2 separate regions of the Mus musculus genome follow, and region 2 is linked to region 1. Evidence: chromatin loops called from intact Hi-C (ENCODE). Cell type or tissue: left cerebral cortex. All regions are shown on one strand.

Region 1 (2,500 bases):
ATGTTTTTAAAGATTTATTTTATGTATGTCCATTGCGTGTTTGCAGCACAGGATCCCCTGAAACTGGAGTTACAGATGGTTGTGAACTGTCTGGTGGGTGCTGGGAACCAAACTTGTATCTTATGAAATAGTAGTAAAGCTCTCATTACAGTTACAGCTGAGCTCTCTTCTCCAGCCCTCCTCCCCTTTGCACAAAGGCATGGGGTAGCAGCAGCCAATCTCTAGATACCCTTGCCTTGCACTTTTGTTCCAGTAACAAAATTCCCTGCTTCCCAGCACATTCCAGTCAGTTTCACCTCCAGACGCTTTCGGCTTGTTTTTTTTTTCCTCTTTCTCCAAGCACAACTCCAGAGCCAGCCGAACAGATCCCGTTCCCCTGCACTTAACTCCGGTCCCTCTCTGCTTCTCAGGATTAAGAACAAGGGTCACAAACCTGATTCCTTTGGAACCAGAGCCAGCAGGTTTTGCAAAGAGGAAGCGGATTCTTAAACTTCGTCTGGGGCGCTCATGGGTGGAGCCGCGGAGAGAGGCGGGACCTAGAGGCGTCGCCTTGGAATTTAGATGGGAGGGGGCGGAGCTAGGCCTTAACGCCTTGAATTCTGGGCAAGGGGCGGTGCTAAGGCCCCCGCGAGGCCCCGAGGAGCTGGGGCACGAGTTTCCGGGGGTGGAAGATCTCCGGGGGGCGGCTTCGGTGAGGAGACATTTTCTCAGCCCGCGATGCCTGGCTGACTGGCCGAGGGAGGAAAACTCAGGTCTGCCGCGGTGGCTGCGGCGGCCTCTTTGAGGGTCTGTTTTCTCAGGCCGCGGCGCCTGGCTGACCAGCTGCGGGAAGAAAGCCGTCTCCTTCCGTCTTGGGCAGGTACCGGTTGGTGGCCGCGCGGAGTGGGCGACCGAGGACCTGGGTGGCTGCTTCCGCTGAGACCTTGCCGTGGGAGAACACAGCGACAGCAGTATGGAAACGGCGGGGGCTACGGCGGACGCTACGGCGGGGCCGCAGAAACTGAGGTATAGGAAATGACGAGGCGAGGCGACTGGGGCGGGGACGACTATCTCCGGGGCTGTCCCGGGCCGCCCGAGGAGATGGGGGGCGGGGCGCAGGGGGGGAGCGGAAGGAGGGGCGGGGGACGGACGGGGCGACCGGCGCGGGCTAGCCTGCCTTCTTCCTTTGCCTCCGAGCGCTGTCCTAGGCTGGCCCCTGGCCTGAGGGTGCAGAGCCGGGTGTGCGGATGCTCACTCTGTGTGTGCGCGTGCGCGCGCGCGCGCGCGTTTTTTCAATCTTCCAGCCGTAAGAAGTACTTGGCCCTCCGGAAGAAGGAGAGACGTAAGAGGCGACGGCAGGCGCTCGCTCGGCTCAGAGAGGCAGGTAGTTGTTGCTCTGGATGTGGAATTGCTCCCTCTCTTCCTGCTCCGCCCTCCCACGCGGCCTCAGACAGGCTAGGCTGCCCTTACATCCGCCACGTAAATGAGGACGACTCTTAAACTTCTGATCCTCCTGCCTCTGCCTTCGAAGTGTCGGGGTGACAGAGTTTCGGCGACCATGGCACTTTGCAAGTTGATCGGTTCGTGCGTGCTAGGCAAACCACTCTGCCAAGTGAGCTACACCCCCAGCCCATGCAGCTGCTTCCCTCGATTTCCTGCCCAGCTCATCTCTGCAGCTAGCCACCACACCACTTAAAAATGGCCCGCACGTGACAGAACCCGATATTCTAAGTGGTAGAGCTATACATTTAGTAGATTCATAAAATTAGATGTTTATAAGATGACCAAGCACTTACAAATGCAGGCAAGAGGGTTGAGCTCCCACAGCAGTGCTAGGTTAAGGTGATGGCCAGCCTTACCACCGGAGACTGTGGAACAGTACTTGAGAACTAGTTCAGGAGAGGCAGGCTCCAACATCAAGGATGAAAACAAAAAGGAACAGTAAGCTGTTGTGTTACTGATGACAAAACCCTCCTGCTTTAAGTCTGAAGCTAATCTGCTACAATTTCCTAAGCTCATGTCAGTTATCCCCTCCCACTTGTCTCAACTGGCATTCTTTTTTTCCCCCTTCAAATTTAAACTTTGAATAGAAGGTATAAACTTTTCTTCCATTAAAACTATTTTGCCAGATTTTTATTTATTTATTTTTGAAAAGTCTTCCAGTGTACACAGAGTTGAAAAAAAATAGAACACTTAAATATTCATGAGTACTTCTATAACTTTGTAAAATCATTAAATATTTGCAGGCTCTCTTTCCCTCTCTTCCCCCTCTCCTTTTCTTGTTTGATTCTGAACTCGTTGTACAGCCATGCCATGAGTATCATGATGGAAGCATTGATTAAAAAGAAGTGCGGTTAGAGGAATGCTTAAGAACGCCCGCTTAGCCAGCACTCTGGTGCTATACGCCTTTACCCCAGCACTCAGGAGAGAGGGGCAGGGGGACCAGAGTCAGAGTTCAAGGCCCAGCACACATGTGGAAGCTTATAACTACTATTCTTTTTAAGATTTTTTTTTTGAGGTA
Region 2 (2,500 bases), 1.0 Mb after region 1:
CCTGTTAACGAATCTATTCCGAATAATCATCTCTCTGACAATTTTGGAAGCAACCATAACACTTCTCATGCATTCCAACAAGGTAGGGAGGTCATGACAACCAATGAAATGAAACAGACTGTAGCAGCGGACATATCGTAAGAGAGGCTCCTGATTTCCAACATGTTTACTTTCTTTAGCTGGAAGAGCAAGAATGGCCATGCCCACTAAGTATTTGCTACCCACCCAAGTAAAGTCACTCCTCAGGCATTGTGCTCTTGGCTGCATTATGATTCCATCCCCCCCTTTAATAAGACTTTCAGCCATCAGCACAACTGCTGGTTCTTAAGGCTATTTTTCTCCGGCAAAGTGATCTCAGCACATAAAGACATTCAATAGCAATTAGGTTTTATTGTTCTCATCTCACTTATGTGTATAGGAGCCATTGAAATGTAAAATGCACACATCCTCTGACTTGGCAATTTCCCTTCTATGGATTCATCCCACAGATGTGCTTATGTGTGGATACAGAACATATTTGTACACAGAGGTCAAAATGTAAAGTGATTTCAGGCTACAAAAAGAAAGCATACAGCCTAAATACAAGACTATAAACAATTCAATAAGTGCAGTAAATCCTCTCATGTCCATGGTACACACAGCGAGACAAGCCATCAAAGGTAATAATAGGTGATCAATACAAAGTAGGAACAGTGTCTCAAAGATGCTAGCTAAAGTGGCTGTGGGTGTTGCCCAGTGGTTAGTGCACATGGTGTCTTGAGTTACCATTCATTGCATTGCTTGCCCCTCCCACAAAAGAGTATATGTCCATCCACATATATGGATAGGTATACACACACACACACACACACACACACACACATGCACATACAGGCACACACAGCATGCATGCATTCCTGAACTAATAACAGCACAAAATAAAGGTAGTTGCCTCTGTGGAAGAGAAGTAAAGCAAACTGAGACAAATGAAATCCTTTGATGCGTTTTTCTGTAGACTTAACTTTTTTACCCTGTGTGTCAATTATTCTTTCATGTACACACACATACAGTGTTAAAAGCTGTCATCCAAGACTTAACCTCGACAAAGCTGTCTAATAGCGGCACCTACTGGCAAAATCCCTTCTTAGCTCAAAGTAGCACCTCAAAAAGAAAAGCCATCATTTTCCTGGCAGCACCACTACAGCTATTACTCAGGAAATACATTTCTATTAAAGCCTCCTAAGGATTTTTTTTTTTTTGCTGCTATGAGACCTTCTGAGCATGAGGCTTAAAAGTACCATCTGGCTGGGAAGTGACGGTTCATTATGGTTTGAATTGAAAGCTATAAAACGGCATGAATATTTCTATATCCTTCCATGAGGTAATCTCCAGCACATAGTACCAAGTTAAGAAAAAAAAAAAACAAATCAGGAAAACATGAGAAAAATGTACTATGGTGCATATTAAAAGGGTAGGAGTTACAGATGAACAAACACATTTGTTTATATTTTTAATTAATTTTAAGATTTATTTTTATCTATGTATATGAATCTTTTGCCTGCATGTATATAAGTGTACCATGTCTATGCAGTGCCCACAAAGGCCAAAGGAGAGGTCAGATCCCCCTGGAACTGGAGTTATAGGTGGTTGTGAGCTGCTTTGTAAATGCTGGGAACTGAACCCAGGTCCTCTGCAAGAACAGGTGCTCTTAACTGCTGAATCATCTCTACAGACCCTATTTACATTATTTAAAATGGAAAGATCGGGCTAACAAGATGGCCTAGTGAATAAGGATGCTTGGCACCAAGCTAATAATCAGAATTCTACCCCCAAGACTTATATGGTGAAAGGAGAGAACCAAATCCCATGAAAGTTGTCTCTACTACAGCACGCACATGAACTGGGACACATACACACCCACATAAAATGTTTACACCACAGATTCCTGATGTCTGTGTGTTTGAACACTTGTTCCCCAGCTATGGTGCTGTTTAGGAAAGCAGAGGACAAGAGGTTTAGTTGGCAGATGGATGTTGGACTGTTTAAGATGGAATGCGGGTTAATAGGCCAGCTCTGCTTGGCACTTGTTATTGTCTGCCTACAGTGTAAGACAACATCATGCTCCCACCAACATGAAAAAGAACTAGTCCCACCCACCACATCTATCATGATGGTGTGTGTGTGTGTGTGTGTGTGTGTGTGTGTGTGTGTGTGTGTGTAATTCAAATTAAACCATTCAAGGCTCAGAAGTAGTTAACTCGGTTGAGTGTTCCCTAGCATTCACAAAGCCCTGGGGTTCCATCCCCAACACTACATAAAGGAGAAATAAGGGTACATACCTGGAGTCCCAGTACTTGGGAGGTAACAGCAAAAGAATCAGAATCCTTGGTTATATGAGACACTGTCTTAATTTTAAAAACAAACAAACCAACACTCCTCCCTTAAGCTACTACAGTGGGGATTGCTCACATCAGAGAGATAAGAAAAAGTAAGGCGTATAAAGGAATAAGAATGGTACACA

Evidence for each region. Peaks named below come from ENCODE experiments on the same cell type or tissue, not always from the same donor. Only the 100,000 strongest peaks of a DNase experiment are listed, where the experiment ranks them.
Region 2: it touches region 1 in a loop (2.0-fold over the local background); 2 of 42 quality-filtered maps call a loop at or near these places.

What each region holds. Positions count from the first base shown.
Region 1 is chrX:163,956,779-163,959,278 of GRCm38, reverse strand. Zrsr2 (zinc finger (CCCH type), RNA binding motif and serine/arginine rich 2) reads left to right here and starts at 613. Exons shown (of 11, transcript NM_009453.3): 1 at 613-1,005; 2 at 1,284-1,363. The coding sequence starts at 953. It overlaps Gm38561 (a long non-coding RNA gene), which reads right to left and starts at 538. Exons shown (of 4, transcript XR_878297.3): 1 at 434-538. In left cerebral cortex, no CTCF peak of the experiment used is centred here; DNase peaks (open chromatin) are centred at 578, 1,025 and 1,227; H3K4me3 peaks cover 1,884 bases; H3K27ac peaks cover 904 bases.
Region 2 is chrX:162,948,602-162,951,101 of GRCm38, reverse strand. All of the region lies in intron 13 of Ctps2 (cytidine 5'-triphosphate synthase 2), which reads right to left. Among named protein-coding and RNA genes, the nearest start is that of S100g, 15 kb to the left of the region's middle. In left cerebral cortex, a CTCF peak has its summit at 1,115 (motif pointing left); a DNase peak (open chromatin) is centred at 1,109.